Linked DNA regions of Homo sapiens: region 2 is linked to region 1. The links are chromatin contacts, found by Hi-C or POLR2A ChIA-PET in ENCODE. All regions are on one chromosome and are shown on one strand. The core of a region is the stretch at or near the end of the contact, and the rest is flanking DNA. Distances in the headings are between cores, read along the strand shown.

Region 1 (6,959 bases), core at 3,805-6,304:
ATTTTGTATTTTTAGTAGAGACAGGGTTTCTCCATGTTGGTCAGGCTGGTCTCGAACTCCCCACCTCAGGTGATCTGCCTGCCTTGGCCTCCCAAAGTGCCAGGGTTACAGGCGTAAGCCACCATGCTCAGCCTCCAAATACATATTTTAATCAAACACAAGTCATCAGTGATATAATAGTCCCCAGATACTTTGAAACACTTAACGTGCTGGGCAATATGTTAAGTGCAAAGCCTACACATCAGTGATCAATATAGCCCAAGTCCCAGATCTCCTGTGATTTGCTCAAGTTTTACTAGGAGAGACAGTTACTAAATGAATGAAAATGTAATTAAATATCATCAACAAATGAATAAAGACAATGTGGTATGTTTACATAATGGAATATTGTTGAGCCATAAAAAAGAATGAAATGTTGTCATTTTCAGCAATATAGAAGCAATTATGTTAAGTGTAATAAGCCAGAAACACAAAGACAAATATCACATGTTTTCCATCCTATGAGGGAGCTGAAAAAGTGGACCTAATGGAAGTAGAAGAGTAGAATCGTGGTAACCAGAGCCTGAGAAGAGGAAGAGAGGTAGGGAAGAAAAGAAGTTGGTTAAGGGATACAAAAATACACTTAGATAGAAGAAATAGGTTCTACTATTCAATAGTACAGTAAGGAGATTATAGCTAGTAATACTTTATTACATACATATTTCAAAGTACCTAGATGATAAGATTTGTAATGTTCCCAACACAAGAAAAGATAAGAGGCAATGAATATCCCAATTACCTTGATTGGTCATTACACATTTTAAGTATACAAGTATCAAAATATCACATGTACTCCAAAATATGTACAACTATTATATATCAATAGAGCCACATGTTTAAAAAAGTTTCAAATGCTTTTTCATGCTGTGTCAAAAGGTAAAATGGCGTAAGGAAGTAGTGTCTGAGTGATCTTTTTTTTGTTTATTTTTGAGGAGGGGTTCTTATTTATCTACTTAAACAGATTTTGACTTGAGGCCATTGGACCAAAGAAAAACTACAGGTATAATGCGCTTGTTACATCCCAAATTTTCAATTAGTTGTTTTCATATCAAATGCTGCTGGTGAAAATATAAGCTTTAGTAATTTTTTTTTAAATTACTATTTTTGGAGCAGCTTCAAGCAAGAAATACAAAATTCTTATATATCCCCTACACTGCCGCTACAGGTCTGTGCCACACATCCTTCACCAGAGTGGTACATTTTTTAACAATCAGTGAACCCACATCCACATACCAATATCACCCAAAGAGTTCACTCTCAGTGTTGTCCGTTCTTATGGATTTTGACTCATATGTACTGACATATATCTACCATTATAGCATCATACAAAATAATTTCACTGCCCCTCCTTTGTGCTCAGCCTATTTATCCTCCTTCCGTGAAACTGCTGGCAAATATCTTTTTACTGTCTCCATAGATTTGTTCTTTCCATAATGTCATATATTTGGAATCATACAGTATGTAGCTTTTTTACATTAGCCTTTTTTTTACATTAGTAATATGCATTCATGGTTCCTCCATATCTTTTCATGGATTGAGATTTTTTTTAGAAAGACTTTAGAAACTACAATGTATGTGCAAAACCCATCTTGGACTTTGGAATTTAATATGATCGTATTTTACTAAGATAGGTAAGATCCAAAATGGATAATAAGAGATTTTATCTAGGCAAGAAGGCTTACTTTATGAAAAATACCTTCAATAACATTCGTTTTATTTAACTGTCAATTCTAAGGACTCTAAATTAGATGATGCTTGGTGGTTACCAAGTCAATTTAATGGACATAAATCATTCTGAATCCTACCAGAAAATTCTTTAATTTGTAAACAGAGTTTTGGGAACAATAAACCACGGGCTCTTGTGTATGCGTATGCATGTGTGTGTTTAATATAATTAATAGGCAGATTAGTGGCCTGAAATTTGTACAGAATAGGAAGTTCTATTTTTTCTTCCAAAGGTAACTCAAACTGGACCTGGCGTAGTGTTTAAACCCTAGAAGCAGAGATGTCTTACAAGTAAACATTTTAAATTGTGTGCATACCATGCATTTCCACAGTTTATATAGCCATACTCAAGAAAATACCAGATCTGCCTACTTATGCTTCTTGGAATAATTATACATTACTCGGTATTTCAACCATATTTATATAAGAGGTTTTATTCAACTCTGTATTTGCACATTATTTTCTATATCTTTAGTCTGCATATTTGTATTTGAAAATATTCAATGAAAGTATGTAATATAGTGGTAGATAACAAATGTGTTCCATTAGGTTGCACAATAGAAATGGAAATGTGGCTTTATGAAATAGATTATTATCATTAAAATTATATCTTTGATTTTAAAAGTTATATTTAAAGTAGATAACCAAATCATGTCTTAAAATTTTCCATGGACTATATTTGAGGCTAATTTTATTATAATTCTCATTTTGCATTATTATTCCAAGGCAGTAAGACCAGATAATTAAATTAACTGTGACTTTGCAACTAATTTTCAGATTTTTTAGAACATATGCTGCCTTTCATTTTCTAATTTATTCAAACTTTGACCTGGCAAGTTATTTACCCCTCCAAATTAACCTGAGGATCAATTTCACAGAACAATAACATTTTAAGAAAACTGAGTAGCATAGTATAGATTTTCATAAATAAATTAACGTTCTTTTGATTATGAATATTCCTGAACACCTGAAGAGCCAGATTTGAAATGGCAGGATAGCAGCCAACTACTGCCCTGTTTTTAAATCGGTGAGTTCACCATTAGGTCACGTCAGTCATCTGAAGAGTCAGGGTTTCATTCCTTAAGACATAACTGTTCCATAGCAACATCATTGCAACTGGATGCTTTTCCAATTAAGGATCATGTTTGGCTGCCTATAGCAGAAACCTGTCTATAGGGGCTTAATCGCATAGGGATAAATTTTATCACATAGTGAGAAAATCCAGGGATGATAATAAAGTGACTTCTCCAAACCATCCAAGTCCAGGCTCTTTACCTATCTCTGCTCAGATATCTTTAATTTAAGGCCTTCATTTTGATGTTCAAAAGTTGGCAACTTCATGTCTAGAGATTGCATTCTTGCTCCATGCAGTTAAAAGAATCAAGGACAAAAGACAAAAGAAAAAGACTGGCAGTGTCAGTGCCTTGGTGTGTTCAGGCTGCTTTACCAGAATACAATATACCAGGAATTTATTTTTCATAATTCTGGAGGCTGGAAAGTCTGACGTCAAAGCATGGCCACATTAGTCTGGTAAGGCTCCCATTCTTGATAGGCAGCCGTCTTCTCATTGCATCCTCCCATGATGGAAGGGGCAAACTCCAAGTCTCTTTCATAGGGCACTAATTTCATTCATAAGTGTGGACCCCTTGTGGTATATTCTTCTACCAAACGCCCTACTGCCTAATACCATCACATTAGGGGGATAGGATTTTAACATATTAATTTTGGGGGAGCACACACTTAGCAGCCAGCTAAGTCAGTTCTCTTAAACAAAAACAAAAATCGTTACCGGGAATACACAACTGGCTATTTCCACTGAAATCTCACTGGTGATGACTATATCAGATGAGAACCCTTAACTCTTAGGAGAGGCCTCACTGCGAGTACATACAACTGGGAACACCGGAATACTGTCACACATTTGCACACAAATCACAGTTCTCTTAGAAAAGAAGGATGAGGAAACAAATATCAAGTAGGCAACTAGGAGCATTTGTCATGGAAGCTAAGTATGATTGAGGTAAGAATTATTCAACCTAAACTCTACCTGTTGTTAGTGTAAATTTTTCCACTTTTAATCTGCTTCCCAACATGTAGTAACTGTAATTACTGTTAGTCATAAATTTTGCTCAAAAAAATAGCTTCATAATTTTTACATTCCTTTTATTCCACTGGATTCTCAGTTGCCCAGTCCCAGTGTTCTCTGCAGTCACCATGCCTGAGCTGCTTACTAGCATGGCTGCGTTATTACCATGTAATATTCATTCACTTCCAAAACCTTTCTCTATAGGTCCCTCTCACACCATCATCTCCTGTCCTTCTACTTCCCCACTCCCTTACTCTCACTGAATCTGATCTCTGACATCTTTGTGATTTGTGGGCATTCAAACTTCTAAGTCTGGCAAACAATCAGGTCCCTTCTAAATTTCTTTGCCACCTCCTTCCCCTGTCCTCACATCTCCATGTCATGAATCTGGTAACTGATAATTTTATCAGTGCACTCATTTTAGCAGTACACTCATTTATCCTCAAGTCCCCATTGACTTTCCATAGAATATCACCAAGACCTTATGTATAAGACCACATATTTTGCTGTGTCCCAACATAGTACGAATTCCCAGAAGCCATAGATGGTTGTATACAACCTCTGCCACCCTTATCCCCCATGCAAATAGGAAAGAAAGAGTTGGGAGGCCTTTATTTTATACCACCATTCTACTAGGGAAGTGAAGCTTACCTCTTTATACTTAGTACATTATGTGTGTATGCAGGCGGGTGGGTAGGCCCTAGCTCAACAGTATTAATATTTTTGATCTCTGAAAAAATAAATACCTGATACTCACTATTCACTAAATATTGTTTATTGTAATACAATAATTCAACTATAGAAAGCAGTAGTCTCTGAAATCTCAGCAATGTATGGAATCTTTACCTTAGGACACAGATAGTATGTACTTCCTTCCCTGAACCTCCTGGATCTCAAGAATATGAAATATTACAGAAAGAAAGAAAAAATTCTGGGAATCAGGTAGTTCACCAATACATCTCACAGAAAAAAAATGAACAATTGCTCAATGAAATAAAAGAGTCAAAAATCTCATAATAAAGAATAAATCTTTGGGCAATTAAAAATTAGTATGACTTTTGGAGATAAAATCTTCTGGAACTCTTACTCAGTGCTGGGGAATTCATTTTTGCTAGATATGCAGGACTCTGTTAACATAGGCTACCAGCCAGCACTTACATGAACTTTTTGTTATGATAAACTTTTTATTGCAATGGTGCACGTAAGAGGGATTTGACCTGCATATGCCCTGAGAATTCTTTTCCAGAATGTAACTCACTTCAACAAGGCATTTAAAAACATGGGTATACTTTAAATAAAGATGTCTTCAGACTTCAGTATCCCATGCCCTTTAAAATCACAACCACTCAAAGAAATAATTGTTTGACTTCAAAATAAAATAAGTATAAAGATATACTTACTAATGATATGAATAAAATAATAATTATTATTAACAATTCATAGTCTTTATTAGATATGATGCCAAAAATCTACGTTGAAGATCTCTTTCTTGGTACAAATGTTACCTGAAAACATACATTTTTTTGTATATATCCTGTATGTTTACTTTTCAATTCTTTTGAAGTAAGGCCACAGGGATATCTAATTCTGTAATCTTATAGTTCTAAACCTGGACATAAGAGGAACAAGAATTTTCAACTAAAACTTGTTTAATATTATGCTTAAGATTTTAATAAAATGTAGTAAGAGTTGTATGTGAACTCTGAATGAGTTCTATATGAGCAGTAAGAACAAGCAAAATTTACTGATTGCCACCAATTATGTACAGGTTGCTGCTGTAGGTCTTTCTTTGGCTTGGGCTTGAAGTGAGATGCTATATGTAGGTATAAATATGACCCTAGATTCAAAAGATTCAATTATAACTCAAAATATGCAAAGCATCACAAAGCAGCATGGGAGATGCATTTGTCATATCTTAAGCTAGCTCTCATGTTACACAAATGTGCATTTTATCTATGATAACCTTAGCAACAACATTTTTATCTGGTTAAAACTCCTCCAGCATTAAAATCATTACTCAGCATTTCTCACAAAATATTGACCCTTCCCACGCCTAGCACCACCACAACATACCATTTTTGGAAATATGAGAGATGGTGATAGACTACTATATTCTGATCCTATAAACCTTTGAAAAACTTTGTTGGAATAATCATTACTGCTATTAGCCAAATATTCCCAGCTTTTCTTTTTTAGGCACATGGTAGGATTCCTCCCTTCCTTTGGAATTCTCTACTCTTGGAATTGAATTTGGCTTTTTAATTTGTTTTGGCCAGCAAAATGTGTGAAGTGCTGTTAGTAGCTGTAGAGAGAAGCTTTTAAAGCTAATTTGTAACTAATCATTCTCTCTCTCTGGCATGATAACGGGCACTATTAAAACACTGACCACACCATCAGCCTGGACCCTTTACTGACCACAATTAACAGAGACCTCTGCCAACCACGATAGAAATAAGGCATGACTGAGAAACAAACCTTCTTTATTTTAAGTCATCAAGACTTTTGCATTTGAATACTGCATCACACGTTAGCGTATCCTGATACAAGTGGGAATTTTAACTTACTGCTCTGGGACTGAACTCTCATGGAAAACCTGAACCAACAATCACAATCGAGTATTAATTTAAGATCTGTATTCCTTGTACTTATTCATTCAGGAAACATTGGAGGGTTAGGATAACATTGATAACTTTACTAGACTTGGGAGTATAAAGATGAATTAGTTGTGGTCCTCGACCTCAGTAACCTTATATTCTAATGTGAATTTCTGAGATGTAATTAAATAAAATAATAAGAAATTTATTTTGTAGTGGGTTCACATTAGTCGATTTTGCAGGTGGTCAAGCTTTCCATGGGAACCATTGCTCTAAGGACATTATTCTAAGCTGAGAAAACACCCTGTGCAAAGAATGAAATTATAAAAAAACTATTTAGATTACGTTGATAATCTTACTACAGCTGAGGCGCATGTCTATATATTAATTAGAATACATATGTCCAAAGAGATAGAATTCCAAGTTTATTTTTTATATTTTTCCCACTCTAGTTAGCAACCTAACAAAATATTTAGAGTTCGTGCTAAGCACCATCAGGGTTATTCCAATCTATA
Region 2 (7,640 bases), core at 75-2,574, 65 kb before region 1:
TTTAAACTGCAATGCCCTTGATAGCCAATACTAAAATTCTAAAATTAGTTTTAAAACAAATTAAGTTATGAATTAAGACAATTAAGTTCTGATTAAGATGTTGCTCAAGAAAAGTATTTGTGAAATGACCATTGTAATAAAACAATATAGTACCTTGAACAGAAGGTTTAAAAATATACTGGGGAGAAAGGGAGTACTACTAGAAACTAAAACGTATTTCTTGTCACTTAGAACCACTCGCTCAGAGTCCAAAAAGGGTCACAAGAATTTATGTGGAAATGTCTTGAGGGAGGGCTAATGTTTTGTACCTTCTTTCAGAAGGGAGATGAAGTGCTAGTAGAAGAAACTTTAAGGAAATGGCTTTGGATAACTCATGAGTTCCTACCAAGGCATACTGAATGGCTACATAGGAGTTATCCAGAGAAATCTTAATATGAGGATATGGTTATTAGCCTGAGCAGCTGGGCAGAGACAAAACAGGGACTTACATCTGAGAAGTACCCGCCCTTCCAACAATGGCAAAGTAAAGTTTGTAGCAATGTGTTCCTCATGTGTGGGCCAAACATGCAGTCAGTCTAGAGTCATTTAAAATTGAATTTGAATCAAGAGAATTTCTATCAGTGGATGTGAGGAGAACACTTGACAATCAAGAGCTAAGGGAAGCCCCTTACCCGTGGGTGTTGCTTTCTGATCCAGCAAGAGCCCTCTGAAGATTTCATGACATCATCAAAGGTTCCAAGACTGAATTTCAAGCATCTGCCATTACCAAAGGGCCTGAGAAATCTTAAAAGGGTTTCAGTTAGGGGAGAATATTTCCTTCCCTTCTCTCGCTCTCTCCAGATACTCCAATCTCAGAGGGATCAGTAACTGCACTGAGTAAATGGATGAGTACAGGGTAAATGAGCTATATTCTCTTCTAAGAAGCCAGGAACCCACCAGCAACCAAGACCTAGGTGGAATGGGGTGGAGGGAAAGACATGTTCTTAAATTATATATATTAATGCATTTTGATTATGTATCATTAGCTGCACTTACTCAAATCCACCAGTTCCACTTAAAGTATTACTTATCATAGACAAGTGCTCCTTGGCTCTCCTTTTCTCTCTTCTCTCATCCACAGGACTTTTCTTTGAGAAATTTGCTCCTCCCCCTTTCTTATCTATGTTATTCATGTGAGAATTATTGTGTTTTCAGCTCCAAGAATGTGTCATAATTTGTTTAAGCCAATCAACAGATCATATTTCCTGGTCATTGAGAAACAGTGAGATCTTGGTTGGAGATGTCAGGAGACACACCCACATTCCACAGGTAATTCAGTGAGAGAGACCAAGCTCTTTCATGGAAGAATGTGTAGTACGAAACTGCTGCAGCCACTTAGCTAACACATTGGAGAGGCCTTATCCTCAGCTGGGTAACTGGAGATTAGGGCCTACCAGCAGAGAGCCATTGTTTGAGCCATTGTATAGAAGTTAAGTGAAGTTAGCTCTCCTAGCTATATAGTTGATTGAACCAGTAAATATTACTTCCCCTTTAACCCAATTGGAGTTATTTTTGTGTCATTTATAACATGAAATGTCCTGAAAAATAATTTGAAATGTTTGGTGCCTTCATATGAACACAATTTTACAAATATGCTTCTTGACAGCAAGTTCAAAAAAAAGTTTTAGTCAAATTTACACCATTAAAAAAGGACCTAATATCTCAAACTTCAAGATGCAATTTATGTTTGGAATTATCTATTTCACTGCAAATAACTCCTGCTATTTTAGATTAGTACCTTTTATAAATGTTTAAGGATGACGAACATTATGATTTAGCTTAATAATCTAGCATGAAATCAATTCTCTGAGGATAAATGAGAAGAGTCATATTTACAGTAAATTAAAATTTGTCATATGTTAAACTAATTTAAAAGACATTAAAAAGGCAAAACCAAATTTATCTAGGCGAAATATACTCATAAAACTATTGAGATTTGAAGGGAGAACATACTTTAATTCTACCTCCCCTCAGTATCCGTATATTACACAATTATTTGGTTTATCACATTTGGCCTCTAGTCATTTCTTTACTCTTCATTACAAATTAGCATAATTACTAAATGTTTATTAATTTCAGTTATATTACTTTATCTGTAAAGTTATTTTCTTAATCATACTCAGTAACAAATTAATATTAATCCTTGGAAATAATAGCATTGCATTTCTTTCTGCTTTGTTTTCAGATTTATTCCTGACCCTCAGCTCCAACAGCATTAAAAAAAGAAAAAAATAACATACATTTTCTATTGTGCTTTGATAATTATTTCATTCTGCTCTGCTATCTGGAGTAAATATTAGGCCACAGGGTATGGTCCTTAAGGGGTAACTTCTTCCAATTTCATGTATGAATAAATAATGTTGTATGGAGAATTCTAGCTTTAGTAACATTAGTTTTTACACAGACTATATTTCAATAGAAAGATATGAACAATATAGCAGCCACCTATTGGTTTAATGAATTCATAAAAATGGTAATATCCATTTTCTTATTCTAGCAATGTGTAAATTACAGTATTTGAGAGAGCATATTCATAGTTTATTTACAAGTATTCTCATTTATCAGAAAACTAAAATTTATTTGAACTTGTAAAACAAAATGACCTATATATACCAATATCATTAGTCTAAAAAAAAAATAATTATTTACCTCTCAGAGCCCATGAGCTAGGCAAAGATGAGATGGAGATGATCTGATTAAGACGTTGTTCAAGAAAAGTATTTGTGAAATCGCCATTGTAATAAAACAATATAGTGCTTTAAACAGAAGGTTGTAATATATAGTTTAGAGTTTCATCACTCTACGTATTTCAGATGTGGGGATAAATATAAACCTAAGACATAGTTAAGGTAAACATTGGGAAACAATTTGTTTTCTTTCCTTGAAATCAAAGTTACCAATCTCTGATTAAAACATAGTCCAGTTTCATGACTGAAGTATTGGCTGGTGGGAACCAGAATTCAGCTGATCTGATATTTAGGAGGTGATTATTGATCCTGACATCAATACGGCTTTTAGGGTCACCCAGATTGCTCCATCACTGACAGGGGGCAGTCAGATTATTCTCACTATTCCTGGATTTTTTGTGATTTACATAAAGAGACTCTATAGGTGATGCTACACATTTTAATTTTGTTACTTCTAACCAAGAATAATTTAACCAACAGTCATACGCAATGTTCCTCATAAAAATGAATAGAAAGCTTATCAAATAACTGACTATAATAGGTTTATTAATTGATATGGTTTGGCTGTGTCCCCACCCAAATCTCACCTTGAGTTGTAATAATCCCCATGTGTCAAGGGCAGGAGCAGGTGGAGGTAACTGAATCATGGGGGAGGTGTTCCCCCATGCTATTCTCATGATAGTGAGTGAGTTCTCATGAGATTGGATGGTTTTATAAGCATCTGGCATTTCCCCTGCCGAAACTCATTCTCTCTCCTGCTGCCCTGTAAAGAGGTGGCTTCCTCCATGATTGTAAGTTTCCTGAGGCCTCCCAAGCCATGTGGAACTGTGAGTCAATTAAATCTCTTTTCTTTATAAATTGCCAAGTCTCAGGCAGTTCTCTATAGCAGCATGAGAAAAGACTAATACATTAATCAAATCATATTTGTCATTTCTTCTATTATACCATTAAAATTAAAATCCCAATAATACTAAAAATAAATCAAGGTACATGAGGACAGCAATGAAAATTATTTATTTACCCGTATAATAGTTACTCGCAATCACCTGATACTTGATAATACAGTTTAATTTAAATACACAATAATAGGGTTGCCATTTTATTTCCATATGAGAAAGAAAATGATATATAGTGCTTTATCTTTCTAGAAATACAAGGTGTAACAATGTTTAGTTCTTTAAGTTATGAGGTGAAACCATTCAAAAATAATATTTCAGTCAAATTAGTGTTAAAAAAACTATAAATTATAAGAGGAAATATAAGGGAATATTTAATCTTTGGATAAAGTTTTTTTTTTTTTTTTTTTTTTTTTTTTTTGAGACAGGGTCTCACTCGGCCACATTGGCTGAAGTGCCGTGGCAAATCTCGGCTCACTACAACAACCATCTCCTGGGTTCAAGCAATTCTGTCATCTCAGCCTCCCAAGTAGCTGGGATTACAAGCACCTGCCATCATGCCTGGCTAATTTTTGTATTTTAGTAGAGACTGGGTTTCACCATGTTGGCCAGGCTGGTCTTGAACTCCTGACCTCAGGTGATCCACCCACCTTGGCCTCACAAAATGCTAGAATTATAAGCGTGATACACCACGCCTGGCTGGATGAAGTATCTTTATACAGTCTTGCATCACTTAATGACAGGATGGGGATATATTCTGAGAAATGTGTTATCAGGCAATTTCATCTTTATCCTGTCATCGTAGAGTGTACTTATGTGCATAAAACTAGGTGGTATACTGTATTTATCTGTTTTCCACACTGCTATAAAGAAATACCTGAGACTGGGTAATTTATAAAGAGAAGAGGTTTAATTGACTCACAGTTCTCCATGGCTGGGGAGGCCTCAGGAAACTTACAATCATGGCAGAAGGGGAGGCAGGTGCATCTTACATAGAAGAAGGAGAGAGAGAAGTGAGAGTGCAGGAAAACACTGCCTCTTTTAAAACCATCAGATCCCATGAGAATTCACTCACCATCAGTAGAACAGTGTGGTGAAAATGGCCCATAATTCAATCATCACTTCCCACTCTATACATGTGAGGATTACAGGCCCCTCCTTCAACATGTGGGGATTATAATTAAATGAGATTTGGGTGGGAACACAGAGCCAAACCACATAATAAACCCTACTACAGGTCTAGGCTATATGGTGTAGCCTACTACTCCTAGACTACAAACCTGTACAGTATGTTACTTTACTGAATACTGTTGGCAGTTGTAATATAATGGTGTTTGTGTATCTAAGCATACTTAAACATAGAAAAGGTACAGTAAAAATAAGGTATAAAAGATAGAAAATGACATATTGGGCAGTGATAAAGTTTTTTAAATTGTGATTAGAGGTTTCACAAATAAAAATTAGTCAAGAATAAGTACAAAATACAAATGTTAAAACTTATCAACAATTCATTTTATTGTTTCTGAAGTAATACTGTGGTGATACAATGAAATAATATATGAATGTCAAGTCTTCAGAACAGTGACTGTCCAATTAAAGCTACCCGTCAATGTTAGATAGTGCTGTTAGGAACAGGACTTAGAACTGGAATCGGAGTGGGAGGAGAATGAAAAAATAAATATATAGATATTGTCATATTTAAATAAGTAATATTCAAAATTATGGCACTTAGTGAAGAGACATGCAAGTTCTATACTTTTTAGAAAAGTGAAAATTTGCTTAACCTTTCTAGAAATTAATTTGATCTGTCCCCAAAGCCTTAAATGGGTTTCTTGCTATTGATCCAGTAATTTTATTACAAATACTCAATTGAAAAAAATATGAAATATATGAGAAAGTTCATTACTATTGTATTTATAAATTAATAAAAAGTTTAGACAGGAGAATTCTATCTTGTTAGGAATAAGAATCTTACATTTCATTTATTAGATACAAGATTTGTGCACATTCTTAATGCCATCTAATTGTCATCTGGAAATAATAATCCCAACGGTGAGTTACTGGAATAAACACAAAAAAATACTGCATGTAAAAATCTTAGTATTTTGCCTAGGGCAGAATATGATGTTAGAGATTATTATTATTGACAGTGTTACTATAATTGCATGTGCATATTAGTTAGGGTTTGCTGAGTTGCATTAACAAACAGATTGTCAAAATTCTGTGGTTTAGAAAACTGATTTTATTTTTTTCTCTCATGTAATACAGGTGGAGGTTCTACTGCAGTAGCAGTTCTTTTTTGTTGTTGTTGTTGCTGCTGTTGTTGTTGTTGTTTAGATAGAGTCTGGCACGATCTTGGCTCCCTATAACCTCCACCTGCTGAGCTCAAGTGATTCTCCTGCCTCAGCCTCCCAAGTAGCTGGGACTACAGGCGTGTGCCACCACGCCCTGCTAATTTTTGTGTTTTTAGTAGAGATGGGGCTTCACCATGTTGGCCAGATGGTCTCGATCTCTTGACCTCATGATCTGCCCGCCTTGGCCTCCCAAAGTGCTGGGATTACAGGCGTGAGCCACCGCGCCTGGCCAGTAGCAGTTCTTTCTATGCAGTTACTGCTGGTTCAGGCTGACAGAAGCTCTGCCATCTTTAACATACAGCTTTCAAGATTGTTGTCATTGCTTTCATCCTAATCACCTGAAAGCGTGAAAAACCATGGAGGATCATGATTCAGAAAGTTTACATTATATTCTACCCACAATTCATAGACACTCAGCAGTATACCTCATTCACCCTAGCTCTTTGTCCAGGGGGAAAAATCGAGTGAATTAATTTAGTGACTGAATAATGGTCTTTGCCATATACTTATATATAATGATTTTGTATACTTGTTGTTTTTAATAAGATTATTTCTTAGTCAAAACAACCTATTGAAATTATATTAATGTGTTTTAAAAATGAAAATACATAGAAAATAACAAAATGAAATATGACTGTTAAATGTGGGTGACAATTGTGAAAGATTTATTTTCTAAAGGGTATAGCTTTAATAATTTTGACAAGGATTATGATTTTGTTACACTGATAGTAAAAAGAGAAAAAAATTATGTAGACGTTCACAAGATATTCCTGGTTAATTAATTACCTCTTATGAACTCCAAAAATTAAAAAAGCTTGAGGCTATGTGTAATATCTTTTTATTTTAATCCAAGTAATTATTTAATGAAGTTTTGACTCTGATTTTAATTATTTAAAGGGTAAGTACAGTGCTGCACTATTTCTTAAAAGAAATTAAAAGGAAAATCCATGACTCACTGATTTCTGTTCTTTTTCGTAAAATCATTTATCATTCTGTAAATCAGGTTTTTTAGAGAATAATTAAATATTTTCATATTCATTTATTCAACATTTATCAAATACTTTACGAGAAACTCCCCAAAGTGTCAATGATCATCTAAGACCTCAGTTGAGTCAGGGAAATGCATAAATAAATTGATAAATATGTTGAAAGTGTTATAGGTGTAAAGCACTTTGGGAATCCGAAGTAATTACTACTTAGCCTAGATTGAATGAGAGAGGTTGTGATTATTTAATAGCACCTGGTAATATGTGAGGCTTAATTTAATATCTTAGCTGAACATTTCAGGAAAAGCAGCTGGAAGAACAATTCAGGGAGAGATAAGAACATGAAATTATATACATATATAAATAAGTATATATTATATATAATATATATTATATATAAATAAATTACATATGTCTGTATATATACGTGTAATACAATAAAATATAATGCCATTTCCAATGAACAGGGCAGTCAGTTTGGATGGAATATAAAGTTTGTGTTTAGAAAAGGTGATGGACAAATGTTCCAGTGACATAAATTTAGGCAAAATAGTTAGAAATGAGAAGATCAATTTTCTTGTATGGTATGCTTAGAAGTCTATACATTGTCCTGTATGCAAATGTTATCTAACATTGGCTTTGTTTTTTAAGAAGATTTGGTTGGTGATTAAAAATTAC

Evidence for each region. A loop is a pair of places that touch in the nucleus more often than their neighbours do. ChIA-PET counts read pairs that join two places held with the same protein, here RNA polymerase II (POLR2A). Pooled maps may share reads with other maps.
Region 2: a map of PC-9 shows a loop between it and region 1 (10-fold over the local background). The contact joins two enhancer-like sites. A Hi-C loop is called at or near these places in 1 of 168 maps with a recorded cell type or tissue (PC-9) and 1 of 50 pooled maps. POLR2A ChIA-PET finds 5 or more read pairs at or near these places in 1 of 52 experiments (PC-9).

The regions. Positions count from the first base shown.
Region 1 is chr3:79,870,711-79,877,669 of GRCh38, reverse strand. No RefSeq gene overlaps it. Among named protein-coding and RNA genes, the nearest start is that of ROBO1, 110 kb to the right of the region's middle. Within about 2 kb of position 5,054, at least 3 of the 41 ENCODE cell types and tissues checked have a DNase peak (open chromatin) inside an H3K27ac peak, as active enhancers do; they include PC-9, where a contact is called at or near this core.
Region 2 is chr3:79,931,440-79,939,079 of GRCh38, reverse strand. No RefSeq gene overlaps it. Among named protein-coding and RNA genes, the nearest start is that of ROBO1, 170 kb to the right of the region's middle. RefSeq lists an enhancer at 1,118-1,674. Within about 2 kb of position 1,324, at least 2 of the 41 ENCODE cell types and tissues checked have a DNase peak (open chromatin) inside an H3K27ac peak, as active enhancers do; they include PC-9, where a contact is called at or near this core.